Linked DNA regions of Homo sapiens: region 1 is linked to region 2. Evidence: chromatin loops called from intact Hi-C (ENCODE). Cell type or tissue: chondrocyte. All regions are shown on one strand. Links, peaks and the distances in the headings refer to the core of each region. The heading gives the core; the rest is flanking DNA.

Region 1 (15,096 bases), core at 7,708-10,207, 900 kb after region 2:
GCCCTTCCCCCGCTCCGTAGGGGGCGCCCCGGGACTCCGCGGCCGCCGTCGCCACCGTCAGACGCACTGTCCCCGATCCCCGACCCACCCCGGGCGGCGGGGCGCTCAAGGCGCGCGGGGCGGCGCCCTCGCCTTCTCGCAACGCTCTTGGGGACCCGCCGGGCGCAGCCCCACTCCGCCCACGAGCCAGGCGCGGAAAAGTTGCCGGCGCCGCTGCCGCCGAGGCGCCGATCGCTCCCGGCCTCCCTCCTGGGTCCCTCCTGACTTCCACTTACCCGCGGGGGGAGGGGAGCCGGGCGCGCACTCCGGGCTCCGGCCGCCGCCCCGGGCCGGGCCGGCCGAGGCTCAGGCGGGCGGGCTGCGGGCCCGAGACCGGCCGGGGGCGGCCGCCGGCCGCGCTCCACCCCACTCACTGGCCGGCCAGCCGCGGGGCCGAATCGCTTTTAAAACCTTCCCGTCTCCTCCCCCCCTCCCCGGGCCGGGCAGGGGGCGGGCGCGGGGCGGGGCAGGCGTCGCCGTCATGTGCCCCCGAGCCGGCCCGCCCCCAGTTTCTCTGTCCTGTCCCCCAACTCTGTCCCGTCCCCCAACTCAAGGCCAACTTTCTCCCTCCTTGTCCCGAAATCAGCCTGGGCCCCATACCCAGCCCAACTTCCCCCTCTGGACCCTGAACTTGAGTCCCAGTCCCGAGTTTTAAGCCCAAGGCTCTGTCTGCGGGGGTAGGGTGGGAGCAAAGGGTCTAACCCCCTATCCCACCTCTGGAACCCCTGTTGGTCTAAGGCCTGCGCCTGCCCAGGGAGAGGCAACCCAGGAGGCCGTGAGCCCCTGGGAATAGAGATTGGTGAGGGGCGGTTTGGCGGGTGGGCTCGGTCCCAGACCCAGGGCACACTGGGCACTGCAGACCCCTCCCGGGGAGGGGGGCCTGGGTCTGGGTATTGCCCTGGGATGCCACCAAACAGGAACCCCCACTTGCTCCAGTTCCACAGCGCCTTCTCCAGCCTTAGGAAGTTCCTCCTCTTATCCTACCTAACCCTCTCCTGCTGCCATAGAAAAGACTTTCTGGTCCCAGGCCATGCAGCCCCTGGGTCTGGGTCCCCTCCCCCTAGGCTTCCCGGCACCCTCCCCCACCCGCTGGGACCTCTGGGAAACTCCCCGGGCTCCCGGAGTAGCTCTGGGAGCAAGGCCCTCCCTGGATCCCTCCCTCTTTCCCGGTGTGCCTGTCTTTCCCGCTCCATCCTCCAGCCTCCACCGGGAGGAACGCGGCTGCATTGTTCCTCAGGAGGAGGCCCTGCCTCGGGGCCTGGCCCAGTGCCCAGGTGGGTGGCCAGGAACAAAACTCTGAGATCGAGGGGCGGGGTGCCCTCTGCAACCATGCCAGTCTCCTTGGGCATGTCCCGCTGCCATCTGCCCTCTCCAGGACTCGACAAAGGCCGATGGACCCCTATCCACCACCCACGACCACCATCGTGTCACAGTGGGGGTCTGGAACCCGCAGGACCCTTCCCAGACCTGGGTGGGCATTGCTTTGGGGGATGATGTTTTCCACTCAGCCCCCAATATTTTTGAAGTGTCATCCTTGGGGCTAGGGATCCAATTCTTCATCCACGTCCTGGGTGGTAAGATAGCAGCCTCCCCTTTTGAGTAACTCTGGGGGTGGGGGCGCGGGGGTACCCAGCAGCAGGCCAGGCCCTCCAAGGGACTGGAGGGACTAGTTGGATGCTTCTGTGTCACCTTGCACCCCAGAATTCCTCCAGGGTCCCCCATTTCATCAGCTCAGCTGGCTCTCACCTTGCTACCTGGTGGAACTGGGGAGAGGGAGTTAGGAGCCACACCCAGCTACCATCCCGTGGGGCCCAGCCCTGGGGACTCCAGGGCCTTTTCTTCCCTGTGGGGCCCAAGGGGCAGGCTGGCCCAGGATGCAGGATCTGACAGGTTGGGGCAGGAGGGGGCAGAGCCGCCTAGTGGGGCCCCAGGGGAAGATTTGGGGTGGCACAGAATTCCCCAACTCAGGGTGGGGCGCAGAAGGTGGGAGCAACTTACCACATGGCCTTCTGAGCAGCTACACACAAGAATGGCATTTCCAGGGCGGGCCTGGGGTGGGGGTGGGGGTCTCCCTGTAAGGGACACACGCACACAGACAAACTTGTCATTGCAAAAGTAGAAAGTGACCAAATTACAATGACAAACAAAACTCGGATCTCTACCGCATCCCCATCCATATTGCCCCTCCAGAATTCCCTTCACCCCATAATAAGGCCTTCCATCCAGACATTGCCTGTCCCGTCATCAGTCCAATTCACATTCAGGGAGAACACCTCCTCCATGCTGGCCTCTGGGGATACCTCTTCCCCCAGATTTTTTTTTTATCTAATTTTCGCTGTTCTGTTGCCTGTGGCTTGGACCACACCCCGGCTCACTAGTATCCCTCAGCCCAGGCTTGGAGGGTCCTCCCAGAACCCCCACCTCTCCCTCTGGGTCCCTTGACATTTACTTCCACAGGCCCCGGTCCTGAGCCTGCCGGTTTACCCAGGGGACAGCAGGTGAGGGAGTGATGAAGGGACAGGGCGAAGGTGAGACCAGGTCAAGTGGTCAAATGGCATGGCACACACACACACACACACACACACACACACACACACCACACACCCTTTTGTTCATTCTACAAACATTGAGTGCCTGCTGTATGTATGTCAGGCTCTGTTCCGGGCATTTGGGGACACAGAAGAGAACAAAACAGAAAAAAAAATCCCTGTACTTTTGGGACCAGCATCTATGGGAGAAACAAACATGATAAGCAGATAGATAGGTATAAAGATATATAATGTGGCCAGGAGCGGTGGCTCATGCCTGTCTTCCCAGCACTTTGGGAGGCTGAGGCAGCCTGATCACTTGAGGTCGGGAGTTCGAGACAAGCCTGGCCAACATGGTGAAACCCCGTCTCTACTAAAAATACAACAATTAGCCGGGCATGGTGGCGCACGCCTGTACCCAGCTACTCGGGAGGCTGAGGCAGGAGAATCATTTGAACCAGGAGGCGGAGGTTGTAGTGAGCCAAGATTGCTCCACTGGACTCCAGCCTGAGCGACACAGGGAAACCCTGTCTCAAAAAAAAATTATATATCTATATATATTTTTAAAAATTACATATCTATATATTTAAAAATTATATATCTATATATATTTTAAAATTATGTGTCTATATGTTTAAAAATTATATATATATTGTTTTAAATTATATTATATATATATATATATATATATATAAAATGTGTTGGGTGGAAAGTCTATGGGTAATCTAGAAAAAGGCAAGAGAGATGAGAGATGAAATGAGTGGAGGTTAGGTCAGGAAAGTCCTCCCTGAGGAGGAGGTGACTTTGAACAAAGACTTTTAGGCACTGAGGGAAAAGCCAGGAAGACATCGAGAGGAAGAGAGTTCCAGGTAGAGAACGGCCAGTGCACAGGCTTTGCGGTAGGACGGTGCCTGGAACATTGGAAAACCAGCAAAGCAGACCGGTTTCATGGAGGCAGAGAGAGGAGTGGAATGGAAGAAGAACAAAGATTTGTTTTGTTTTGTTTTGTTTGAGAAGGAGTCTCACTCTGTCGCCCAGGCTGGAGTGCATTGTCACAATCTTGGCTCACTGAAACCTCTGCCTCCCCAGTTCAAGCGATTCTCCTGCCTCAGCCTCCCAAGTAGCTGGGATTACAGGCGTGCACCACCATGCTCGGCTAATTTTTCTATTTTTAGTAGAGACAGGGTTTCACCATATTGGCCAGGCTGATCTTGAACTCCTGACTTCAAGTGATCCGCCCGCCTCAGCCTCCCAAAGTGCTGGGATGACAGGTGTGAGCCACAGCGCCAGGCCCTACACCCCAGCTTTCTAGCTGGATGTCTTTGGGATGGCTTTGGGGCCAGGCGATTACACTTCCTAAGCCTCAGTTTTGTCGGCTGAAAAATGGGGCTGAAAATGCGCAATTTGCAGTTGTTACCAGGCTTTGAGGTGAGACGTGTGATGTGCTGATCGCAGGTAGAAAGAGGGTAAGTGATACACCAGGTACACCTGGATCAAGGGACCCTGACAGGCCCAGCCGGCCCACAGGTCACCCCAGCTCACATGCAGGGCTGCCTGCTGGGCCCCATGGCAACGCCACACACAGAGACATCAAACAGGCCCTGCCGAGGAAGTCCCACGTCACTGCGGTTAGAGTGGCTCCTCCCAGCCCAGCCCCCGGCTGGCGGCAGTGACCCCCATGCCAGTCAGGGCCCCTGCCTCCTGTTGCCCTGGCGACCAGCTGTGTTATGGACTGAGCCGGGATCCCACCACATCCCTGCCCCCTCACCAGGGCACCAGCCACTCCCCACATCCGGAGAAGGACATTACACGGTGGCCCCAGCTCACCGTGACAAACTCAATTGCCTGGTGTCTGGAGCACCAGGAAAGACTTTGTCTACCTACATAATGGTTCAGAAGGGCAGAGAGGTCCCAGGGATCTGTGGGGACTCCCAGCCAGGTGCCTGAAATCCCCGGGGAAGGGTCCCAGTATTGCTCAAGGGCACTGGTGGGGCAGGTCAGACAGGAATAGACCCCAGGCCTGGCCCAGCCCCCACCTCAGGAATGACTCACCACCCACCCAGCTCCCGATGACATCAAGGCCTGGCCTGCCACCCTGACCTGGCCCCAGGCCAGAACTGGGGGGGCGCACCCAAGAAGTGTCACATCTGGCTGTCCCTGCCTGGCTGGGATCTGGTACGCAGAGGGTTAAGGAGAGCCCTTCTGGGGGTCTCCCCCCCATCCCATCCCCCCCACTTTCCCGGGGATTTCGGGCCCCAGCCCCTCTGACGTCACTGGGGGTTGCTATGGCAACTGGCCGAAGTTCCCAAATAAAATTACCGCGGGCGGGTTAAGTTTCCTAGGAGGCAGCCGACGGGTAAACAATGGCGGTGGCAGGCGGGGCCGGCGAGAGGCCGTCTCCCCCTCTTACCCCCGACTCTGCTGGGACCTGGGGGTCCCTGGGGCGAGGGGCAGGGTCCCCCTCCCTGCCCAGGATCTGAGAGCCCTCGAGCCAGCGAGGGGATTGGCGCCCAGATGAGGGACAGCGAGGCCACGACCCACATGAGCGGGGGATGGGGACGAGGGGTCTTTGGAGGGGAGGCTGGGGCGGCGGGGAACAAAGAGGGGACCGGAGGCCTGGGGATCCACCCTCCACACACCCTCCCCCCTAACCCCGCTCCCGGCCGGCCGCCAGTCCAGCTGTGGCTGTTCCCAGCTCCCTGGCTCCCCACATCTGGCGGGCCGCGCGCTCACTTCCTGTCGCCCCGGCTGCCTGGAGGGAGGTAAAAATAACCCGCCCCCTCCCCCTGCCGGCGGCGCAGACGGCGGATCCTCCCAGCCTGGAGGAGGGCGAGGCCGAGCCTCAGCCGGGAGAGGAGGCCCCCTGAGGCCGCCTCCCGTCCCTCCCAGTGCCTCGCTGTCCTGGCAGGAGGGGGGCAAGTAGGGGTGCCACAGAGCCTAGGCTGCGCTGGGGGACTGGGGAAGCGCATCCCATGAGAAAGGCCCTTAGCTGGGTCACCAGGAACCCAGGGAACCATAGTGTCCAACCACCCCCACCAATCCCGTGGGGGAGGGGGTTCAAGTTCTGAGAGTTGAGGGACTGCAGCCAACATGCCTGGGTTCCAATCGAGGGTCACCCACTTCCTAACCTAACAGTATAAACAAGTTACCAAAAAAAAAAAAAAGCCCCCCCCCCGCACACACACGACAAGAGCAAAACTGCTCCAGGCCTCAGTTTACCTAGCTGTAAAATGGGCATGATAGCAGTACTCACTTCAAAGTGCATTTGTTGGGTTAGGAGTGTCAACTCACTCTATAATCCCAAAACTTTGGGAGGCTGTGGCAGGAGGATCGCTTGAACTTAGGAGTTTGAGACCAGCCTAGGCAACATAGTGAGACCCCCATCTCTACGAAAAAGTGAATAAGTAAAATGAAAACACATAAAAAAGAAAAATAAAGTGCATTTATTCCCTGAGTGTTAGCTATGATCGTTTCCCCCTCCCCAGGGGCCCCTGAGACCCACCCCCCTCCACCAAGTACAGTTCCCAGATGAGACACAGGACACCCAGTGAAACTTAATTTTTCAGATACACAGCGGATCTCTTTTTTTAGTATAAGTATGTCCCATGCAATTTTGGGGACATCGCTATACTAAAAAAAAAGTTTTATACTAAAAAAAAATTACTTGTTCTGTATCTGAAATTCAAATTTAACTGATGTCCTGTATTTTTTATTTGTTAAATCTGCCAACTGTATCCTTAAGTCACCATCATCTCTGGCCTAAATATATTCCAACAGCCACCTCCCTGGTCCTCTCCGACTTTCCTTATGCCTTCTAGCCATTCTCCAGAGACAGCCCGTTAAATCCAATCACGTGTCCCCTCTACCTTCCACTTGGAAAAGTTCCTGGTGTCCCAACCTCTCCCGCAGGAAGGTCCTGCCTGTTATTCGCCAACTCCCGAGCATCCTTCAGTTCCCAGGGTATCACCTCCTCCGAGAAGCCCTCCTCACCTTCTTGGCTTTAGACTGTCCAGGATCCCTGTAACTCAGCCATCTCCCCAACTCAACCATTTGAGTGATTGACTTGGTCATGTGAGCCAAATGGACATTTCTTACAGGACTCAAAGCTGGTCACTTCCCAGGCAGCTGGTCCATCTCCGTGTCTGAGATGCTAGTATCTACTCTTCTCCCCGCCCCATAGGATCTGGGGCTCCGGAAGGCCCCTCAGGCAGCTCCCTTAAGGGTCCTGTGGGCGGCTCAGTGGTGACTATTGGGGTGCCAGGGAGCCCGGAGTTCAGGCCATCTGAAGCTGGTGCTGGGAAACTCTCTCCCTGCACTCAGATGGCATGGGAAGTCTAGGGGGGTGCTGGTGCAACCTCTGTAGTGCACAGCCTTCAGTATCATGTGTCGACAGCCCCCAAGGAGCCCACCAGGCGCCATCCCCCACTTGCATAACCTACCCACACTTCAATGTAGCCTTGGCACCTATCCCCACAACGCCTGAAGACTCCCACAGATATGGCCCTGCCAAGGCCAGGCATGCACCCTCCTGAGACAGGTTTGGGAGCCCGGATGCCAGCTTGGCTGTGCATCCTCTGGCAAAGGACATTGACCCTCTGTTGACTCAGTTTCCCCATCTGTAAAATGAGAATGTCAATGAAACGTCAGAGGGCCATGGTGAACACTATTTTTAATTTTTATTATTATTATTTTTTGAGACGGAGTTTCACTCTTGTCACCCAGGCTGGAGTGCAGTGGCACGATCTTGGCCCACTGCAACCTCTGCCTCCCGGGTTCAAGCGATTCTCCTGCCTCGGTCTCCCAAGTAGCTGGGATTAGAGGTGCTGGCCATCACGCTCGGCTAATTTTTGTATTTTTAGTACAGACGGGGTTTCACCATTTTGCCCAGGCTGGTCTTGAACTCCTGACATCAAGTGATCCACGGGCTTCGGCTTCCTAAAGTGCTGGGATTATAGGCGTGAGCCGCCGCGCCCGACTTCATGGTGAACATTACATGAGTTAATACACATAGGCCCACACATGCATAGAACAGGCTTAGAACATAGAACGTGCTCATTAAGTGTTAGCTAGTTTGGGAGGTCGGCAGGGGTGGGGAGGATGCAAAAAAGCCCTCATCACAGCGCTCCTGACAGCTCCCGCCAGGCCAGCTCCCCAAATCCCTTAGGAAAATGGCCTCGACCTCTCAGCTGCAACTCTGGCCCAGCCGCCATCTCCTGACCTGACCGCCCACTTCTGGGGAGCCCCGGTGGGTCTGGATTGGAGAGAGCCACCCTCAGCCCTCCCCACCTTCATTGGACCACAGCTGTCTCCTTCACCATCACCTCCGTGCCCACCAGGATTACAGGCCTGATCTGAACCCCTAATCTAGGGAAGACTACGGAGTCCCAAAATCCCTCTTAGCGCGCACCCCGGCCTGAGGCTCGAACCCAGGTCCGCGCTGGAGGGCGGTGGCGGTTGCCGAGCAACGCGCTGTTTGTTGGCGCGGGGGGCGGGGCCGGGGCCGGCGCGCGGTGACTCACCGCGGCGTGATGCGGACGGGCGCGGCGCCCAGCAGCCTGGCCGGCGGCCCGATCTCGGCTGGCCTCGGCGTCCGGAGGGGCCCGGCGGCGGGGGCGCCTTAGCCCCCAAGTGGGCGCCGGAGGCCCGTGGGGAAGCGGCGGAGCAGGTCCCGGGCTCTCGGACTCGGTTCGAATCCCAGCCCTGCCTCTTACTCTTGACTCTTGATCTGTGACTTCAAGGCTCCTTGCCTCAGTTTACCCGTCAGTAAAAGAAGCGACACTGGAGGGTGCAGTAACCCACCACTGGCATTTAAAGCAGCTGAGATGATCACGCAGTGACACTGCGGGGCAGCAAGTTTGGGACACCCAGATTCTGCACGTGAATCTCCTGTGTTAAACTCTGCAACCTCACGGAGAATCAATTTCCGCATCTGTTACAGGGCAGTAGCAAGAACAAACACCCTGCCTCTCGGGTGGTTTGAGAATCCCGTGAATTCATAGTGAGACAATGCGTGGCACATTTCAGTACCATGTCTGCTGCCCCACGGAGGGACGGGATGTAGGAGGTTTTCTCTGTGGTCCGAGCTCAGGAGGGCAAGGAGGTGAGGGCAAGACTGGAACCCCTAGAAGTGGGTGGCAAGTCACAGGTCCAGGGCAGGGTGGCATGACCATGGCTGCAGAGGCCCCTATCCCGAAGCTGGCTCACAGCACCTGCTGCGGGCAGGCAGAAGGGGGGCCTGGGGGTGAGTCACCGCCCAGCAATGAGGCTTGAGTCACACAGGGCGGGGTCCCCCGTTAGCCCCCCCAGCTGCTCCCACAAAGGCCCTTTGAGAAGAGTTCCCCACCCCCTACTCCCACCCCCTAGGCCCTCTCTAGGGGTGGGCTGTGGGGCCGAGGCCCTGCTGGGCTGCCCCCAGGAGCCCGGCCTGGGTCTGGGAGGCGCCAGCCAGTTTCAGCCATGTCTGTGAAAAGTCACCATAGGAAGCTGGGTGTCCCCCGGGGAGGGGGCTTCCAGGCTGCCTGAGTCACTGGAATGGTGGAGGGTCACACGCGCAGGGCCCACGCACACAGCGGGCAAATTGAGTCAGACTGTCTGGTGGGGCGGGCAGGCCAGGACGCTTCGAGTCAGGCTGAGAAGGAAACCTGGGAAGAGACATGGTTCTTCCAAGCCTGTGGCCTCTGGCAGAGAAAGAGGGTGCTTGAGGGCACATATGGTGGGTTTCACCACACCTCCTGCCTAGGCCTCCCCTCCTTGCCTGCCCCGAAACAGTCTCCCCCACCTTTCTATCCTTCTTAAACTTGGAGTGAGAAGGACAGCAAGCTGGATGGGATTCCAGGGAGGCACTCTACTAGCGGAAGAATTGAGATTTTTTTTTTTAATTTTATTATTTATTTATTTATATTTATTTACTTTTTTTTTTGAGACTGAGTCTCACCCTGTCACCCAGGCTGGAGTGCAGTAGCACAATCTCGGCTCACTGCAACCTCTGCCTCCCAGGTTCAAGCGATTCTCCTGCTTCAGCCTCCCAAGTAGCTGGGACTACGAGCACACGCCACCATGCCCAACTAATTTTTGTAGTTTTAGTAGAGATGGGGTTTCACCATGTTGGCCAGGGCAGTCTCGAACTCCTGACCTCAGGTGATCCGCCTGCCTTGGCCTCCCAAAGTGCTGGGATTAAAGGCGTGAGCTACTGCGCCTGGCCAATTTGTATTTATTTATGTATTGAGACAGGGTCTCATTGTGTCGCCCAGGCTGGAGTGCAGTGGCACAATCACGTCTTACTGCAGCCTCGACCTCCTGAACTCAGCTGAGCCTCCCACCTCAGCCTCCCAAGTAGCTGGGACCACAGGTGAGAGCGACCACACCCAGCTAATTTTTGTATTTTTTTTTTTTTTTTTGTAGAGACAGGGTTATGCTGTGTTGCCCAGGCGGGTCTGGAATTCCTGACTCGAATTCCTGCCCTCAAGAGTTCCGCCCACCTTAGCCTCCTAAAGTGCTGGGATTACAGGCATGAGCCCCTGGGCCCTGACCTGTTTGTTTATTTTTTAGAGATAGGGGTGTCTCCATGTTGCCCTGGCTGGCCTCAAACTCCTGGGTTTAAGGGATCCTCCCGAGTAGCTGGGAATACAGGCAAATATGTCCACACCCAGCTTTAAGATAAAAAAAAATTATTATTATTTAATATTTATTTATTTATTGAGATGGAGTCTCTGTCACCCAGGCTGGAGTGCAGTGGCGCGATCTCGGCTCACTGCAGCCTCCACCTCCCAGGTTAAAGCGATTCTCCTGCCTCAGCCTCTGAAGTAGCTGAGACTACAGGCGTGTGCCACCATGCCTGGCTAATTTTTTGTATTTTTTAAGTAGAGACGGGGTTTCGCCATGTTAGCTAGGATGGTCTCGATCTCCTGACCTGGTGATCCACCTGCCTCGGCCTCCCAAAGTGCTGGGATTACAGGCGTGAGCCACCACGCCCAGCCCAGGATCAAAATTTTTTAAGACAAGGTCTCACCACTGCCATCTCAAGCTCCGGGGCTCAAAGGATCCTTCTACCTCAACCTCCAGAGTAGCTGGAACTACAGGTGAGCACCACCACACCTGGCTAATTTATTTATCTTGTGGGGGTCGGGGCGTGAGGGTCTTGCTGTGTTGCCTAGACTGGTCTCCAACTCCTGGCCTTAAGTGAGCCTCCTGCCTCAGCCTCCCAAGTAGCTAGGACTACAGGCATGTGCAAGCACACCCAGCTTATTTATACACATTTATTTTATTTTATTTTATTTTATTTTTTTTTAGAGACAGGGTCTTACTATGTTTCCCAGGCTGGTCTTGAATTCCTGGTCTCAACCAATCCTCCTCCTGCATTGGTCTCCCAAAGTGCTGGTATTACAGGCATGAGCCACCTCGGCTGACCACTTTGCTTTTTCTATTTGTTGACTGAGATGGCTATAAAGGGACTAACAGACTGGTAGCCTATACAGACAGCATGGATAAGCTGGGTAAAGGGATGATTCACATCCCAGGACTGTGGGAGATTTCATCACACTACTCAGAACGGCCTGGAATGTGAAGGTATGACTTGTTTTATTTCTGGAATTTTCTTTCTTTTTTTTTTTTCTGAGACCGAGTCTCGCTCTGTCACCCAGGCTGGAGTGCAGTGGTGTGATCTCTGCTCATTGCAACCTCTGCCTACCGTGTTCAGGCCATTCACCTGCCTCAGCCTCCCGAGTAGCTGGGATTACAGGCGCGTGCCACCACGCCCGGTTAATTTTTGTATTTTTAGTAGAGGCGGGGTTTCACCATGTTGGCCAGGCTGGTCTCGAACTCCTGACGTCAGGTGATCCGCCTGCCTCGGCCCCCCAAAATGCTGGGATTAAAGGCGTGAGCCACCTCGCCCAGCCTCTGGAATTTTCCATTTAATATTTTTGGACCAAAGTTGACCAAGGATAACTGAAACCGAGGAAATCGAAACTGCAGATAAGGGGGACGACTGTATACAGTCAAATGTGTTTAGAATATTCATAGACTTATGCAACCATCACCACAATAAATTTTAGAACATTCCTTTTTTTTTGGAGACAGAGTCTCACTCTGTCACCCAGGCAGGAGTGCAGTGGTGTGATCTCGGCTCACTGCAACCTCCGCCTCCCAGGTTCAAGCGATTCTCCTGCCTCAGCCTCCCAAGTAGCTGGGATTACAGGCGAGCACCACCACGCCCAGCTAATTTTTGTATTTTTAGTAGAGACAGGGTTTCACCATGTTGGCCAGACTGGTCTCGAACTCCTGACCTAGTAATCTGCCCGCCTTGGCCTCCGGAAGTGCTGGGATTACAGGCGTGAGCCACTGTGCCTGGTCCACACCAGCTAATTTTTTGTATTTTAGTAGAGATGAGGTTTCACCGTGTTGCCCAGCCTAGTCTCCAACTCCTGAGCTCAGGCAATCCGCCTGCATCAGCCTTCCAAAATTCTGGGATTAGAGGCAGGAGCCACTACGCCCGGCCTTTTTTTTCGCTGAGGCAGGATCTTACTGTGTAGCCCAGAGTGGAGTGCAGTGGCGGCATCCTGGCTCATTGCAACCACTGCCTCCCGGGCTCAAGCAATCCTCCCACCTCAGCCTTTGGAATAGCTGAGACTGCAGGCGCCCGCCACCACGCCCAGCTAATTTTTTTTTTTTTTTTTTTTTTTTTTTTGAGACGGAGTCTACCTCTGTCGCCCAGGCTGCAGTGCAGTGGCGCCATCTCTGCTCACTGCAAGCTCCGCCTCCCGGGTTCACGCCATTCTCCTGCCTCAGCCTTCCGAGTAGCTGGGACTACAGGCGCCCGTTACCACGCCTGGCTAATTTTTTGTATTTTTAGTGGAGACGGGGTTTCACCGTGTTAGCCAGGATGGTCTCAATCTCCTGACCTCGTGATCCGCAAGATTACAGGCGTGAGCCACCGCGCCTGGCCATTTTTTTTTTTTTTTTTTTTTAAAGACAGGGCGTTGCTATGTTGCTCAGGCTGTTCTCAAACACCTGGGCTCAAGCAGTCCTCCCACATCGGCCTTCCAAAGTGCTGGGATTACAGCATGAGTGACCACGCCCTGCCCAACTTTAGAACATTTCCATCACCCGCAAAAGAAATCTCAAGCCCATTAGAAATCATTTTCTGGCCGGGTGTGGTGGCTCACGCCTGTAACCCCAGCACTTTGGGAGGCCAAGGCAGGTGGATCACCTGAGGTCAGGAGTTCGAGACCAGCCTGGCCAACACGGTGAAACCCCGTCTCTACTAACAATACAAAAATTAGTCAGGTATGGTGGCACATGCCTGTAGTCCCAGCTATTCGGGAGGCTGAGTTGGGAGAATCACTTGAACCCGGGAGGCAGAGGTTGCAGTGAGCCGAGATCATGCCACTGCACTCCATCCTGGGTGACAGAGCGAGACTCTGTCTCAAAAAAAGAAAGGAAAGAAAGGAAGGAAAGGAAAGAAAAGGAAAAGAGAAGAGAAAAGAAATCACTTTCTATTTCACCCCCCAACATTCTCAGCCTCTGGCAACCCTGGTCTACTTTTTGTCTCTGAGTATAAATGCTGTCAACAGAGTTCATCCATGTTATAACAAGTGTAACAAGCGTGAGTACCTTATTCCTTTTTATTGCCAAATAATATGTGATACGGGCTGGGTGTGGTGGCCCATGCCTGTAATCCCAGTACTTTGGGAGGCTGAGGTGGGAGGATCACTTCACCTCAGGAGCTTGAGACCAGCCTGGGCAATGTAGTGAAACCCTATCCCTACAAAAATTACAAAAATTAGCTGGGCATGGTGGTCCTCGCCTGTAGTCCCAGCTACTCAGGACACTGGGGCAAGAGGATCACTTGAGCCCAGGAGGTCGAGGCTGCAATGGGCTAGGATTCTTTTACTGTACTCCAGCCTGGGCAACAGAGTGAGACTTTGTTTCTAAAATGACGAGACCTCGTTTCTAAAATAAAAATGAGGCTGGGCGGGGTGGCTCATGCCTGTGATCCCAACACTTTAGGAGGCTGAGGCAGGTGGATGACTTGAGCTCAGTAGTTCAAGACCAGCCGGGCCAACATGGTGAAACCTGTCTCTACTAAAAATACAAAAATTAGCCAGGCATGGTGGCGGGCACCTTTAATACCAGCTACTTGGGAGGCTGAGGCAGGAGAATCGCTTGAACGTGGGAGGCCCAGGTTGCAGTGAGCCGAGATTGCACCATTGCACTCCAGCCTGGGCAACAGAGCAAGACTTCGTCTCAAAAAAAAAAAAAAAAAAAAAAAAAGCTGGGCGTGGTGGCACGTGCCTGTAATCCCAGCTACTCCGGAGGCTGAGGCAGGAGAATCTCTTGAACCCGGGAGGCAGAGGTTGCAGTGAGCCGAGATCACGCCACTGCACTCCAGCCTGGGCGACACAGTGAGACTCTGTCTCAAAAATAAATAAATAAATAAATAAATATAAAATAAAAATGAAAATAAAATAGACCAAAGCTATGTCCCAGGAACAAAGTATTTGAGAAGCAGATGCTGTCTCACAAAGAAGACTGAGACAGAGAAGGGATGTCAGGAGGATCTAGTGTCCCAAGGCCAAGGAGGAACCAGGCAAAGGTGACAGATACTACACGGAGCTCAAGGACAGCTACAGCTGAGAACTTGGCCTGACTCTGAAGTCTGATATCAGTAGTGTGATCAGGCAGCCGCCTGATAAGTAAATGGGAGGGAAGGCAATAAAGGCAGTGTCTAAAGAAATATATTGTGAGCCACAAATGCAAGCCACATATGTAATGAAAACTTTTTTAGTAGCCACATTTTTTTAAAAAAGTAGCAGGTGAAATTAATTTTATTTTATTCACATTTATTTATTTATTTTTGAGACACAGTATCACTCTGTCACGCAGAATGGAGTGCAGTGGTAGGATCTCGGCTCACTGTAACCTCTGCCTCCCAGGTTCAAGTGATTCTCCTGCCTCAGCTTCCCAAGTAGTTGGGATTACAGGTGCGTGCCACCACACCCAGCCAATTTTATATTTTTAGTAGAGACGGGGTTTTGCCATGTTGGCCAGGCTGGTTTTGAACTCCTGACCACAAGTGATCCACCTGCCTCAGCCTCCCAAAGTGCTGGGATTGCGGGCATAAACTAGTGAGCCTGCCAAAATTAATTTTTTTTTTTTGAGACGGAGTCTTGCTCTGTTGCCCAGGCTGGAGCGCAGTGGCACGATCTTGGCTCACTGCAACCTCTGCCTCCCGGGTTTAAGTGATTCTCCTGCCTCAGCCTCCCAAGCAGTCAGGATTACAGGTGTATGTCACCATGCCCAGCCAATTTTATATTTTTAGTAGAGACGGGGTTTCGCCATGTTGGCCAGGCTGGTTTTGAACTCCTGACCTCAAGTGATCTGCCTGCCTCAGCCTCCTAAAGTGCTGGGATTACAGGCATGAGCCAGTGAGCCTGCCAGAATTATTTTTTTTTTTAATTTGAGACGGAGTCTTGTCCTGTTGCCCAGGCTGGAGTGCAGTGGCATGGTCTCAGCTCATTGCAACCTCCACTTC
Region 2 (15,096 bases), core at 5,441-7,940:
GGCAGTACAGCACCTGAGTCTCTCCATCTTTTTTTTTTTTTTTTTTTAAGACAGAGTCTTGCTCTGTCACCCAGGTTGGAGTGCAGTGGCTTGATCTCGGCTCACTGCAGCCTCTGCCTTCCAGGTTCAAGTGATTCTCATGCCTCATCCTCTCGAGCAGCTGGAATTACAGGCATGCGCCACGACGCTGGGCTTTTTTTTTTTTGAGATGGAATTTCACTCTTGTTGCCCAGGCTGGAGTGCAATGATGCAATCTCGGCGGCTCACCACAACCTCTGCATCCCAGATTCAAGCGATTCTCCTGCCTCGGCCTCCTGAGTAGCTGGGATTACAGGGATGCGCCATCACAGACCCCGGGCTAATTTTTTTTAGTAGAGACAGAGTTTCACTATGTTGCCCAGGTTGGTCTCGAACTCCTGGCCTCAAGTGATCCGTTCGCCATGACCTCCCAAAGTGCTGGGATTACAGGCATGAGCCCGTCCCGTCCCTGGCTGTCTCTCCATCTTTCCATCTTTTTTTTTTTTTTTTTTTTTTTTGGAGATGGAGTCTCACTCTGTCACCCAGGCTGGAGTGCAGTGGCACGATCTTGGCTCACTGCAAGCTCCGCCTCCTGGGTTCACATCATTCTCCTGTCTCAGCCTCCCAAATAGCTGGGACTACAGGCACTTGCCACCACGCCTGGCTGATTTTTTGTATTTTTAGTAGAGACGGGGTTTCACCGTGTTAGCCAGGGTGGTCTCGATCTCCTGACCTCGTGATCCGCCCACCTTGGCCTCTGGGCGAGGATTACAGGCGTGATCCACCTCACCTGGCCTCTCCATCTTTTTAACTGCAGTGTCAGCGGTGTTCCTTGTCTTCTCTGCAGATGCAGGCAGCAGAATATAGTGGTTATAGGAACACAGGTGGAAACCCTGTCCAAAGCAAGGGCTATCGGGTATCACCTCTGACCATCCTTCCCATTCATCCTCCAGGTCAAGTCTGGCACCATCTTTGACAACTTCCTCATCACCAACGATGAGGCATACGCTGAGGAGTTTGGCAACGAGACGTGGGGCGTAACAAAGGTGAGGCCTGGTCCTGGTCCTGATGTCGGGGGCGGGCAGGGCTGGCAGGGGGCAAGGCCCTGAGGTGTGTGCTCTGCCTGCAGGCAGCAGAGAAACAAATGAAGGACAAACAGGACGAGGAGCAGAGGCTTAAGGAGGAGGAAGAAGACAAGAAACGCAAAGAGGAGGAGGAGGCAGAGGACAAGGAGGATGATGAGGACAAAGATGAGGATGAGGAGGATGAGGAGGACAAGGAGGAAGATGAGGAGGAAGATGTCCCCGGCCAGGCCAAGGACGAGCTGTAGAGAGGCCTGCCTCCAGGGCTGGACTGAGGCCTGAGCGCTCCTGCCGCAGAGCTGGCCGCGCCAAATAATGTCTCTGTGAGACTCGAGAACTTTCATTTTTTTCCAGGCTGGTTCGGATTTGGGGTGGATTTTGGTTTTGTTCCCCTCCTCCACTCTCCCCCACCCCCTCCCCGCCCTTTTTTTTTTTTTTTTTTAAACTGGTATTTTATCTTTGATTCTCCTTCAGCCCTCACCCCTGGTTCTCATCTTTCTTGATCAACATCTTTTCTTGCCTCTGTCCCCTTCTCTCATCTCTTAGCTCCCCTCCAACCTGGGGGGCAGTGGTGTGGAGAAGCCACAGGCCTGAGATTTCATCTGCTCTCCTTCCTGGAGCCCAGAGGAGGGCAGCAGAAGGGGGTGGTGTCTCCAACCCCCCAGCACTGAGGAAGAACGGGGCTCTTCTCATTTCACCCCTCCCTTTCTCCCCTGCCCCCAGGACTGGGCCACTTCTGGGTGGGGCAGTGGGTCCCAGATTGGCTCACACTGAGAATGTAAGAACTACAAACAAAATTTCTATTAAATTAAATTTTGTGTCTCCCTCCTGTGTCTCCTTCTGGGGAAAGACAGACTTAAGGAAACCCAGCAGTGGTCTTTTTGGGGGGGGGGGGGGTTTCCAGTATATCTCCTTTTTCAGCTATTGCTAGAGAGGTTGCTGAGTGTTCCACAAGATTCCAGGGACCCTTATTTACCCCATAACCCTCAAAACCAACGGGGGAATGGCTGTTGCTGCTGTAAATACTCCACATACTAACTTACTGAATCCTTGAACCTAACTGGTAAGTTTTGGTTCTGCTTATTTATTTATTTTTAAGATAGACTCTCGCTCTGTTGTCCAGGCTGGCGTACAGTGGCTCAATCTGGTTCACCCTGCCCCTTAAACTGGCCTTTTTCATGCTTCTATTCCTTTGGGGTCCTGTGGCTCAGCCCAACCCCTCTGGGATGCCTCCAGGACTGGTAGATCCAAGGGAGAATTCTGTATTTAATGTAGTGAGGCTTTGAAAGTTAACATCTTTAAATACTTCTGGGGTCAGATTAGGTATAGTACAACAAAGTACTCCTGCCCGGAGACCCAAGAATGAAAATTGTAGGTTCATTCCAAAACTCCAGATCCCTAAAGAATGAATGAGGCTACAAAATGGCACCTTGCCCCCGCTTCCAACTTAAGGTTTTTTTTCTGTGCTTGGTGGCCTTTCAGGTATTTCTAGTTTTGAGTAACTTTCACTTTGACTGCTCTACAAGGGTTCCTGCCAGGATACCCAGACCAGAATAAAACTCATTTGGGGGCCGGGTACGGTGGTTCACGCCTGTAATCCCAGCACTTTGGGAGGCCGAGGCGGGTGGATCACCTGAGGTCAGGAGTTTTGAGACCAGCCTGGCCAACACGGTGAAACCCAATACAAAAAATTATCCGGGCGTGGTGGGGGGTGCCTGTAATCCCAGTTACTCGGGAGGCTGAGGCAGGAGAATTGCATGAACCCGGAAGGCGGAAGCTGCAGTGAGCCGAGATCGCGCCACTGCACTCCAGCCTGGGTGACAGAGACTGTTTGAAAGAAAAAATTCTCATTTGGAAGAGGCAAAATGAGGTTTTTACAGAAGAAATACAAATGTCTGTAACCAGTACAGGTACATAAAAACTTTGTTAAAAATTCATTTGAGCGTGAGAGTGGGGACACCAGAGTCACTTTGCAGCCCCGTGACGTCACCGATAACGGGCATGGCGTCACTCAGGAGACCACGTGTGCGGGCCGAGCAAGAAGCCCCGCCCACAGCGCGGAGTTTAGTCTGCGCGTGCCTCGCTCGAGAACGCGCTCGTGCGCATGCCCACAAAGGCCAAGGAGGGAGTGCGCAGGTCACGTGCGCCGGTGGTCAGCGCGCGCATTGCCTGCCCCGGAAGTGGTCGGCGCGCGGCGCGGCGCGCCTGGGCGCTAAGATGGCGGCGGCGTGAGTTGCATGTTGTGTGAGGATCCCGGGGCCGCCGCGTCGCTCGGGCCCCGCCATGGCCGTCACCATCACGCTCAAAACGCTGCAGCAGCAGACCTTCAAGATCCGCATGGAGCCTGACGAGACGGTGCGGGCCGGGCCGGAGCCCGGGGGCGGGAGCGACGGGTTTCGGGGGTGGGGTGGGGGCGGGGAGGCTAGAATCCCAACGGGAGGGGCAGGGAGGACGGCGCGGGTCGGCCCTGCCCAGACCCCCGACCTGCCCGACTTTCCTGGACCCCCCGATGGTCTTTGGCCCAGCCCCCAGCCGATCGGGCGGCGCTCCTGCGCCGGTCTCCGGGCGAGGCCCCACCCCCGGGGCGCTGGCCAGGCCCCGGCTCCAATGTCAGCGCTCTCGCGGGGCGCGGGAGTCACAAGCTCGGATTCCTGGGCAGGCCAAGCTCTCCAAGACTGGGCTCCACGTTCCCAGCTTTGCAGGCGTCTCCTTGGGACACTGGTGGTCGAATCTAGGAGTAATGACCAGGAGATACTGAGTAGTGACGACAACAACGATGTTAATGATAATAAACGGGTCTCAGTCTTTATAATTTTGGTGGTCCGTGTTTGTTGGCCGTTTACTTTTTATCAGTCACCGAGTGTTGTAGTGTTGTTTTACCGCTCTGCAAAACGGGCTTGTCATTGGGGACCTCTGATCATTTTACAGATGTGGAAACCTAGGGATTGAGGAACTTTGCCACAGTCACACACAAGTAATGGCAGAGCTGGGATTCAAATTCGGTTCTGCCTCGTGTGAGCGTCCACGATATAAATATTATGCTGCCTTTTTAGTCAAAAGTAGAATTAGGACCTAATTCAAACATACTGAATGTCTATTGGGTACTTGGCGCTTTTTGCATAGTGAGGGAGACATTGAAGTCCACTTTTTGTAGAAAAGGAAACACACATTTTTTGATCCGCTCAAGTGTTTGGCTTTGGGCAAGTTAACCTGCCTACCTGTCTGTGCCTCCGTTTTCTCAAATATCAAATGAACCGGTCGCCTGCTGGCTTCCGCCTGTAATCCCAGCACTTAGGGAGGCAGAGGGAAGAGGAGCCCTTGAGCCTAGGAATTCGAGATCATCCTGGCAACACAGTGAGACCCCGTTCTCTACAAAAAAAAGAAACAAAAATCAATAAATAAAATGAGACCAATTAAACGTATTTCATAGGAAACTTAAAAGGTATGACACATATACATTTACAGTAGCACTATTGGCCAGGCACGGTGGCTCATGCCTCTAATCCTGATGATTTGGGAGGCAGAGGCAGGAGGATTGCTTGAGGCCAGGAGTTTGAGACCAGCCAGTCTAACATAGGGAGACTCTTATCTACAAAAAAAAATTATTTTTAATTAGTCTGGAGTGGTGGTGTGTACCTTTAGTCCTAGCTACTCCCAAGGCTGGACAAGAGTACCAGTTGAGCCCAGGAGTTTGAGGCTGCAGTCAGCGATGATCGTGCCACATCAATCCAGCATGGGCGGCAGCGAGATCCTGCCTCTTAAAATTAAAAAATATCACTATTAACTATTAGTCACTTATTGTCCAAGGTAGAGTGTAGAGTGGGGGACTGTCCCCTTTATTCTGTTAATTATACTTTATACTACCCGAAATTACATTTTCTTCACATTAGTGTTCTCTCATTGAGAGCAGGGACTTACTTGTGTTGAGTTTGTTCTGTGCTGTGGCCTCTGTGTCTAAAACAGCACCTGGCACATAATGGGTGTTTAGTATAAGTAAATACTGTGTTGAATGGCATGATGATTGAATGAATTCAAATCTAGCATGCTTTAGATGCTGAGAAAGCTTAAAAAACCCAGCGTGCTTGCCTTTCTGCCATCAGGGCTGGCAGTTTCTCTGTCCTAAACTAGAAGGGAAAAGAGAATCTTGGGGTCTCCAGTGACTGTCTGTACCACTCCCTCTAGGTGAAGGTGCTAAAGGAGAAGATAGAAGCTGAGAAGGGTCGTGATGCCTTCCCCGTGGCTGGACAGAAACTCATCTATGCCGGCAAGATCTTGAGTGACGATGTCCCTATCAGGGACTATCGCATCGATGAGAAGAACTTTGTGGTCGTCATGGTGACCAAGGTGGGTGACGTGTGCTGGCTGGGAGGGTGGGTGGACGAGCTGGGGAGCTGGCAAAGAGCCTGTGTGCCCAGGAGAGATTAGCTGTGAACAGGGCGGGGCCACAGCGGAGCGGGTTGTTGGGTCTGATAGGGTTGCTGATGCCAGCTCCCTTTTTCTTGCTGTTGCAGACCAAAGCCGGCCAGGGTACCTCAGCACCCCCAGAGGCCTCACCCACAGCTGCCCCAGAGTCCTCTACATCCTTCCCGCCTGCCCCCACCTCAGGCATGTCCCATCCCCCACCTGCCGCCAGAGAGGACAAGAGCCCATCAGAGGAATCCGCCCCCACGACGTCCCCAGAGTCTGTGTCAGGGTAAGGCGGGGGCAGCAGTCCCAGCTTGGGCCCTGTCCTCCTAGCACATTCCAGCGTCCACATAAGTGGTCCCACACACCTGGAGGGAGGGCAAGCCGCCAGAAGCCAGGGTCCGATTTCTCTCTCTTGAATTTGCAGCTCTGTTCCCTCTTCAGGTAGCAGCGGGCGAGAGGAAGACGCGGCCTCCACGCTAGGTGGGTGGGTGGTCCCCAGGGCAGAGGTGACTGGGTGCCCCAGCCATCAGCTGGGCCTTGTCTGGGTGCGGGAGGGCCTGGGAGCTGCCCTTTCCTCTTCCTGGTGACCTAGGCTTTGCTGCTTCCTCCACAGTGACGGGCTCTGAGTATGAGACGATGCTGACGGAGATCATGTCCATGGGCTATGAGCGAGAGCGGGTCGTGGCCGCCCTGAGAGCCAGCTACAACAACCCCCACCGAGCCGTGGAGTATCTGCTCACGGTGAGGTGGGGCTTCCGCCTCCCGGGGAGGCCTTGAGGGAGTACCCGGGCGTCACTGCCCTGATGGGCGGTTGGGAAGGCAAAACCTGCCCTGAAAAGCCTTTGGGTAGTGATTCTAGCCACTAAAGGCTTCCCACAGGAGGCTGGATGTGAGTGATGGGTGGGCCTCTGGAGGGCAGGGCCGAGGCCTCATCTGTGTCCTGCCAGGGCATGGAGGAGGGTGGCAGCAGGAGGTCTGTGCATTAGAACTAAACAGGACCCCTGACAGGGAATTCCTGGGAGCCCCGAGCCGGAACACGGTTCTGTCCAGGAGAGCCAGGTATCGGAGCAGCCGGCCACGGAAGCAGGTGGGTGTGCACATGCCGCATCTGCCCTCCAGGTACCTGACTCACATTACACTCCACCCCGCAGTGCTCCTAGGAGCCCGGCGTGGTGTCTGACTGCACCCCTTCCTACTACCAGCAGGAGAGAACCCCCTGGAGTTCCTGCGGGACCAGCCCCAGTTCCAGAACATGCGGCAGGTGATTCAGCAGAACCCTGCGCTGCTGCCCGCCCTGCTCCAGCAGCTGGGCCAGGAGAACCCTCAGCTTTTACAGGTGTGGTCCCAAGGGCAGAGGGAGCTAGGGCAGCCACCATTTCCCTTCCCTGTGGGCACCAGAGTCCATAACACGTAGGAATCGTTCTAGGTCCGGAAAGCAGGACTAAGCACATGCTTCCCCCACGCCCCTGTGCTTCCTGTGACCTGGTGACCCCCCTGGTTTCTCAGTCTTCCCAACCACCTTGTAAGGTGTGGGTGCTGTCAACATCACCTCCCACAGAAGAAGACACCGGAAACTTAGAGCAGCCTGTCATTCCCAGGGTCACGCAGCTGGTAGTGTGTGTGTCTGCCTCCTGCCTCGGGGTGGGGTCCTGGGCTGGGGCTCTGGCTTCACATACAGATGGTGCTGCGTAAATGTCTGTAAGGTGGCATGACGTCACCCAGGACAGCTGTGCCCCAGTTGGCTCTGGGACAACTCTGCTCAGTGAGGCTCCATCTTGCCCTTGAAGGTTCACAGGAAGAGTGGGGGAGTGGCCCCCTGGGTGCAAGTAGGTTCCTCTGGGTTCTCGGTGAAGTGCCTACCGGTCTTGGCTCAGGACCCTGCTGTCTGACCCTTCTCCTCTCACTTCTCAGTCCCTTGCCAGCTCCTCCTGGTCGGTCGTGTTCTTCATCTGCACTCAGCCCTCCCTCATAGTGTCCTGGGGCCTTCAGTCTGTATGGGAACCCCCAAATCTATGTAGCCAGCCCAGGCCTCTCTGAATGCCACACTCCATGGCTGGCTTAATTAACTCTCCATCAAAGTGCTCCCTAGACTAGACGTCTAAGACTTAGAACAGACCTCCCCAGTCCTCCCCGATCTCTGCAAGGATTAGCTTGGGGTTGCTTCAGCCCCAGGCCCTGGGGATCTGCTGGGGTCTACCCCTTGTCCTGTCTGCTCTTCCCACTCAGCCCCTCCCTGCACTCCAGCTCTCTGGTAGCCTCTTCCTGGGCCTCTGCCACTGCATAGTCCCACAGTCCACTTTTCAACCATGAGGCAGATGACTAAAAAGCACTTTCTTTTCTTTTTTTTTTTGAGAGGAAATCTCGCTCTGTCGCCCAGGCTGGAGTGCAATGGCGCAATCCCGGCTCACTGCAACCTCCGCCTCCCGGGTTCAAGCGATTCTTTTGCCCCCGCCCGAGTAGCTGGGACTACAGGCGCCCGCCACCACGCCTGACTAATTTTTTGTATTTTTAGTAGAGATGGGATTTCACCCTGTTAGCCAGGATGGTCTCAATCTCCTGACCTAATGATCTGCCCGCCTTGGCCTCCCAAAGTGCTGCAATTACAGGCATGAGCCATCACACCTGGCTGACTGAAAAGCACTTTCTTCTTTAATGTGAAAATGATCAGATGCATACAATGGTAGAGTTATATCAGAGCTTCCAGATACCCAGGTAGGGCACAGTGGCTCATGCCTGTAATCCCAGCACTTTGGGAGGCTAAGGCAGGCAGACCACTTGGTCAGGAGTTTTAGACCAGCCTGGCCAACATGGCAAAAACTCGTCTCTACTATAAATACAAAAAGTAGCTGAGCATGGCGGCAGGCCACTGTAGTCCCAGCTACTCAGGAGGTGGAGGCAGGAGAATCGCTTGAACCCAGGAGGCAGAAATTACAGTGAACCGAGATTGCCCCACTGCACTCCAGCCTGGGTGACAGAGTGAGAGTGTCTCAAAAAGAACAGAAACAAAAATGAACAAATGAACTTCCAGATACCTAAATCCAACACCCAGATGAGTTCACTTTTTTTGGTTTGGGGGCTGGTAGGTGGGAATAGAGACAGGGTCTATGTTGCCCAGGCTGGTTTTGAACTCTTGGGCCCAAGCAGTCCCTCCTGCCTTGCCTCCCAAATTGTTGAGGTTACAGGCGTGAGCCACCACACCCGGCCAAGTTCACCTTTCTAAAAGATCCACAGACCACGTCTTTTCCCATGTAACTGTCACCACCGTGGCTTCCCCCTGCTCTAGAAAATGGGTCTGACTTGGGCCTTCCTCTCTGGTGTCATTGTCTGCCTCCTCCCCCTTCCCTTGTTCGCTGTTTTTTGTTTTTTTTGTTGTTGTTGTTTGTTTGTTTTTGAGATGGAGTTTCGCTCTTGTTGCCCAGGCTGGAGTGCAGTGGCGTGATCTCAGCTCACCGTAACCTCCGCCTCCTGGGTTCAAGAGATTCTCCTGCCTCAGCCCCCAGAGTAGCTGGGATTACAGGCATGTGCCACCACGCCCTGCTAATTTTATATTTTTAGTAGAGATGGGATTTCTCCATGTTGGTCAGGCTGCTCTCAAACTCCTGACCTCAAGTGATCTGCCTGCCTCAGCCTCCCAAAGTACTGGGATTGCAGGCATGAGGCACCGTGCCCAGCCCCATTCACTCTGTTCCTGCTTCTGTTTCTGAGACTTCCCAGATGCATCCACCCTGGGCCTTTGCACTTGCTGTTTGCTTTACCTGGAGGAAACCCTCTGCATCCGCCATACTGCAGGCCTCTCCACCAGCCCTCATCTGCAGTTCCTTCCTAGCCAGACACTTGCAGTTGTCTGGTTCATTTATTGGCTCACTCACTTATTTTTTGAGAGTCTCTTGCCCAGGCTGGAGTGCAGTGGCACAGTCTCGGCTCCCTGCAACCTCTGCCTCCTGTGTTCAAGTGATTCTCCTACCTTAGCCTTCTTGAGTAGATGGGATTACAGGCACGTGCCATCACACCCAGCTAATTTTTGTATTTTAGTAGAGACGGAGTTTCACCATATTGGCCAGGCTGGTCTCGAACTCCAGGCTGGTCTAGAATCACCTGAAGTGATTATAGGTGTGAACCACTGCAGCCAGCCTATTTATGTATTTATTTATTCAAGACAGGGTCTTGCTCTGTTGCCCAGGCTGGAGTTCAGTGGCTTACTGCAGCCTCCGCCTCCTGGGTTCAGTCTTATGCCTCAGCCTGCCAAGTAGCTGGGATTACAGGCGTCTGCCACCACACCTGGCTACTTTTTGTATTCTTAGTAGAGATGGGGGTTCACCATGTTGGCCAGGCTGGACTCGAACTCCTGACCTCAAGTGATCCACCTGCCTCTGCCTCCCAAAGTGCTGGGATTACAGGTGTGAGCCACCGTGCCCGGCTTATTTCTTGGCTCACTTAAAAGCACATCATCAGCTCTTCCAGGGTAGGGCTTGTGTCGACTGCTATGTTGTGTTTGGCCAGAACAGGCTCCTCTGGATATTTGCCTGACTGAATGAAAAAGCAAGGGCTGTGATGACCTGGGGAGAGGAGGGGACCAGGGCTGTGAATTACCTTCCCTTCCCCACCCTCTCCTGCAGCAAATCAGCCGGCACCAGGAGCAGTTCATCCAGATGCTGAACGAGCCCCCTGGGGAGCTGGCGGACATCTCAGATGTGGAGGGGGAGGTGGGCGCCATAGGAGAGGAGGCCCCGCAGATGAACTACATCCAGGTGACGCCGCAGGAGAAAGAAGCTATAGAGAGGGTAAGAGGCCTGGCTGAGGGGTGACTGCAGGTGGGCAGGACCCCTACCCTCTCCTGCTCACACTTAACCTATCTTCCCACAGTTGAAGGCCCTGGGCTTCCCAGAGAGCCTGGTCATCCAGGCCTATTTCGCGTGTGAAAAAAATGAGAACTTGGCTGCCAACTTCCTCCTGAGTCAGAACTTTGATGACGAGTGATGCCAGGAAGCCAGGCCACCGAAGCCCCCACCCTACCCTTATTCCATGAAAGTTTTATAAAAGAAAAAATATATATATATTCATGTTTATTTAAGAAATGGAAAAAAAAATCAAAAATCTTAAAAAAACAAGCAAACAGTCCAGCTTCCTGTCCTCCTAAAGTGGCCCCTGTTCCCATCTCCCGGGCCAGACAGCTGTCCCCCCGTCCTCCTCCCCAGCCCAGCCTGCTCAGAGAAGCTGGCAGGACTGGGAGGCGACAGATGGGCCCCTCTTGGCCTCTGTCCCAGCTCTCTGCAGCCAGACGGAAAGGCGGCTGCTTGCCTCTCCATCCTCCGAAAAACCCCTGAGGACCCCCCCCCATCCTCTTCTAGGATGAGGGGAAGCTGGAGCCCCAACTTTGATCCTCCATTGGAGTGGCCCAAATCTTTCCATCTAGGGCAAGTCCTGAAAGGCCCAAGGCCCCCTCCCCAGTCTGGCCTTGGCCTCCAGCCTGGAGAAGGGCTAACATCAGCTCATTGTCAAGGCCACCCCCACCCCAGAACAGAACCGTGTCTCTGATAAAGGTTTTGAAGTGAATAAAGTTTTAAAAACTAGCCCTATGGTCTGTGCCTGCTGGGGCTCCCCGCGCCCACCTGTCTGGGTCTTGGGGGGCTGGCTGGGCACAGGCAGGCATGGTGACGGGTGCCTGGAAGGGGGAGAGGAGTCTGTGAGTCCCTGCAGATTGAGGCTTCCGGTGTCTCCTCCCCCAGTGTGTCATTTCCAGGCAGTGGACCCCAGCCCAACGTTACAAGGACTGCTTCTCCCCGGCCCCCACCATCATCACCACAGTCTGTTTTGGCTATACTTCCCCCCCCACCAGCCTTGTAATTGGCTAATTACTGGAGATGAATGTTGGTAAACAGAAGCCTTCTTCTCTTCTGCCATCTGCTTCTCCATTATTTGCCCATTGTACACCCCCCTTTTCCTCCCACTGAAGCCCCAGTTAGTCAGCAGGGCCTAGAGTCCCTGTCCCCTTTTGAGTACAGCCAAGTGGGGGATTCCCCAGCTCTTAAGTATTGGGGGAGGAACCAGGGGACCCAGAGAGGCACACCTTGAGAGGACGCAGATCTCTTCAGGGGTACTGCCAGGTAGCAGGCTTTATTGGGAAGGGACAAAGCCTCAGGAGCTGGGTGCCCCAGAGGCTGCTGGGTCTTGAGCCACAGCTGCAGCCAATGCAGCAGCTCGCGCCTCCTTCTTCCGTTTCTGTTTTTCCTCCTTGAGGCGCTTGCGCTCCTTCTTCTCTAGGTCCTGGAGCAGCTCCTGGAAGCGGGCACTCCTTGGGTCCACCTGGTAGCCCAGGAGCTCCTGGGCCTCAGCCTGCAGTCGGGCCCTCCTCTCCTTGTCAGCCTGGGCCTTCTCCCAGTTCTCCCGCTGCTGCTGCTGCCAGTTCACAATCATCTGTGGCATCTTGGCCATGCACTCTGCGATGTGCTGCTCCCTGCAGGGGAGGGAGAGTGGGCTGTGACACTGGCACTCAGCCAGGGCAGAGCCCACCCACCCATATCTCACCCATAGGCCTTTGCCCACGAGCCTGCCTCCTCAACTCCCCCAGTAGATTAACTGTCAGGAAAAGCCCTTGACAAGTGAAGAAACAGGAAGAGATGATGAGAAAGTTACCTGTGCATGAATTTGATCACAAGGGCATGTCAAGCCCCAGTAAACCCCAGGTGCCAAAGCCAAATCAGCATTTCACTGAGCTGCCTACTGAGCAAGCCAAGTGCCACTCCCATGGATAATTTCACACCTTTATTTCATAGACATTGCTGAGCACTTCCTGTACAGAGGCCAGGCCCAATTCTAGGCACAGGAGTGAAAGCAAGAAAGACATTTCCCACCAATCCTTGAGTTTGTAGCTACCAGTCACAGCCCCATTTTTTTCTTTTAAGTTCAGGGGTACAAGTGCAGGTTTGTTACGTAGGTAAACTTGTGTCATGGGGTTTTTTTGTACAGATTTATTTCATCACTCAGGTATTAAACCTAGTACCTAGAGGTCATTTTTCCTGATCCTCTCCCTCCACCCTCCAAAAAGCCCTAGTGTGTGTTGCTCCCCTGTGTGTCCATGTGTTCTCATCATTTAGCTCCCACTTACAAGTGAGAACACGTTGTATTTGGTTTTCTGTTCCTGTGTTAGTTTGCTAGGGATGATAGCCTCCAGCTCCCGTCGTGTCCCTGCAAAGGACATGATCTCGTTCTTTTTTATGACAGCCTCATTTAAGGATTAGAAAAGTAAAAGAATTAAGCCCTATAATGGTCATCTGGCTGAGGAGGGGCAGAAACAGGAGTCCCTGCTCCATGATTCCCTGCCTGGGTGATCAGACGCATGACTTCACTTCACCAAGCCTCAGTTTCCTCATCTCTAAAATTAGGGCAATCCCTTCTTCCTCTTAAGGCTATTAGGAAAACAAGAAGATTAAACACCAGGAACACACTTGACCTACCCCCTTCACGCTCCAGGATGTGGCATTATCTATAAGAGATGCCCCTGGTCTGGCCCGACGCGGTGGCTCACGCCTGTAATCCTAGCACTTTGGGAGGCCGAGGCAGATGGATCACCTGAGGTCAGGAGTTTGAGACCAGCCTGGCCAATATGGCGAAACCCCATCTCTACTAAAAATACAAAAAATGAGCCGGGTGTGGTGGTGGGCGCTTGTAATCCCAGCTACTCGGGAGGCTGAAGCAGGAGAATCTCTTGATCCTGGGAGGCAGAGGTTGCAGTGAGCTGAGATTGCACTCCAGCCTGGGCAACAAGAGCAAAACTCTGCCTCAAAACAACAACAACAACAACAACAAAAAGATGCCCCTGGTCCTTCAGACCTGCCTCTGTATCTGACCTCTGCCCTCTTGGTTCCAGGACCCATCACCTTCCTGCCCTCACCTTTTCCCCAGCCACACTGGCTTCCTGGCTGTTCTTTAAGGCATATCGTATCTCAGGGCATTTGCCCCAGCTGTTCCCTTTACCAGAAACTTTCTACCCAAGAGATCGCCCCATAGCTAAGTCTGGTTATTCAGGTCTTTGCTTAAACATCACCTCCTCAGAGAGGCCTGAGGCTTCCCAAACCAAAGCTGCCCTCAGGCACACACTCTTCACTCTTTTACCTTCCTACTAGTCGGCTGTCACCATTGGTATTATCTTGCCTGTCAGCTGTCGCCATCTGATATTAAGGGCCCTTTTGGGGCCTGCCTCGGCCTCCCAAATAACTGGGATTACAGGCACGAGCCACCGCCCCCGGCCTGGGACAGGGTCTTGCACACGGTATGCGCTCAGTAAAGACTTGGTGGTGATGGCCGGACGTGATGGCTCACACCTGTAATCCCGGCACTTTGGGAGGCTGAGGCAGGTGGATCACTTGAAGTAAGGAGTTTGAGACCAGCCTGGCCAACATGGTGGAACCCCGTCTCTACTAAAACTACAAAAATTTGCCGGGCGTGGTGGTGCACGCCTGTAATCCCAGCTACACCGGAGGCTAAGGCGGGAGAATCGCTTGAACCGGGGAGGCGGAGGTTGCAGTGAGCCAAGATCTTGCGACTGCACTCCAGCCTGGGCAACAGAGCGAGACTCTTGTCTCCAAAAAACAAACAAACAAACAAACAAAACTTGCTGATGAATGACTAAATGGACGTTATTCTGAGTTTGTTTTGCGGCCAGGTGAGCGTATACATAAATCTACAACATGCAGATGCTGCGACGTGACCCCGAAGGGGTAGGCACGGTTTGGGGCCCAGTTCGCCCACGGGGCACAGAGGGCAGCCCCGCGTCTGCCTGCACGCACGCACCTCTCCCGACGCTTCTGCTCTTCGGCCAGCTGCTTCACCCGCAGCGACTCCTGCATGGTCGCCAGGCTCGGGTACCATTCGCGTTCTTCGGCCTCCAGCTCCCGCAGCTGCTCCGGCGACGGCCATAACGAACCGGGGACCACCCCGGAGGCGGCGCCGTAACGCGCGAACTGCTTAGCCGCGTAGCGCGGTCCCAGCTGCCACCGCGGGGTCAGGAGGTCCTCGGGGTCTGGCCACCGGGGTCCCGGCCTGCGGCGCGGGGGCGGCCGCGCCCGGTAGCCACGGGAACCCGGGGCCAGGGTCGCCGCCACACCTAGTAGGCTGCGTGCCTGTCGCACGGACGCCGCCATCTTGGCTGTGCGGGGTCCTCACAGGCCCGCCGGGCTGTCCATGCCCGGTGCCTGAGCGCGAGGCCCGGTGTGGGCCAGGGCAGGGCGAGGGGTGTCCCTGCTGCCTCAGTTCGGGGGAGGGCGGCGAAGGGGATAGTATGGGTTTTATACGTTTCCAAGTATAACTTTAAATTTTAGTTAAGCAGTTACTGATTAAAGTCATTTTTAATTTTCACTTTTTTTCTTCTCCTTTCTGCACACTGACACTTAAAAATACATATTTTTGTCGGGCGCGGTGGCTCACGCCTGTAATCTCAGCACTTTGGGAGGCCGAGGCGGGCGGATCACCTGAGGTCGCGAGTTCGAGACCAGTCTTTTTTTTTTTTTTTTTTCGAGACAGAGTCTCGCTCTGTCGCCCAGGCTGGAGGGTAACGGCGTGATCTCGGGTCACTGTAACCTCCGCCTTCCGG

What was found. Hi-C counts contacts between places; a loop is a spot of excess contacts. Peaks named below come from ENCODE experiments on the same cell type or tissue, not always from the same donor. Only the 100,000 strongest peaks of a DNase experiment are listed, where the experiment ranks them.
Region 1: it touches region 2 in a loop (6-fold over the local background); 2 of 110 quality-filtered maps call a loop at or near these places.

The regions. Positions count from the first base shown.
Region 1 is chr19:13,842,501-13,857,596 of GRCh38, forward strand. It overlaps MIR23AHG (miR-23a/27a/24-2 cluster host gene), which reads right to left and starts at 418. Exons shown (of 1, transcript NR_036515.2): 1 at 1-418. RefSeq lists a cis regulatory region at 1-824, silencers at 1-579, 5,251-5,520, 5,341-5,546 and enhancers at 4,491-4,670, 11,197-12,142. In chondrocyte, for the core only: no CTCF peak of the experiment used is centred there; DNase peaks (open chromatin) are centred at 8,838 and 9,094.
Region 2 is chr19:12,942,566-12,957,661 of GRCh38, forward strand. It overlaps RAD23A (RAD23 nucleotide excision repair protein A), which reads left to right and starts at 3,297. Exons shown (of 9, transcript NM_005053.4): 1 at 3,297-3,455; 2 at 5,283-5,444; 3 at 5,612-5,793; 4 at 5,932-5,987; 5 at 6,121-6,248; 6 at 6,516-6,594; 7 at 6,710-6,843; 8 at 10,124-10,288; 9 at 10,371-11,077. The coding sequence starts at 3,384. The coding sequence ends at 10,484. CALR (calreticulin) reads left to right here. Exons shown (of 9, transcript NM_004343.4): 8 at 972-1,064; 9 at 1,148-1,924. The coding sequence ends at 1,348. It overlaps GADD45GIP1 (GADD45G interacting protein 1), which reads right to left and starts at 14,658. Exons shown (of 2, transcript NM_052850.4): 1 at 14,298-14,658; 2 at 10,554-11,961. The coding sequence starts at 14,647. The coding sequence ends at 11,643. RefSeq lists enhancers at 3,075-3,767, 3,179-3,398, 4,714-5,913, 9,942-11,141, 13,985-14,034 and 1 more and silencers at 3,459-3,538, 3,549-3,738, 3,759-3,818, 3,790-4,084, 14,435-14,604. In chondrocyte, for the core only: no CTCF peak of the experiment used is centred there; DNase peaks (open chromatin) are centred at 5,626 and 6,661.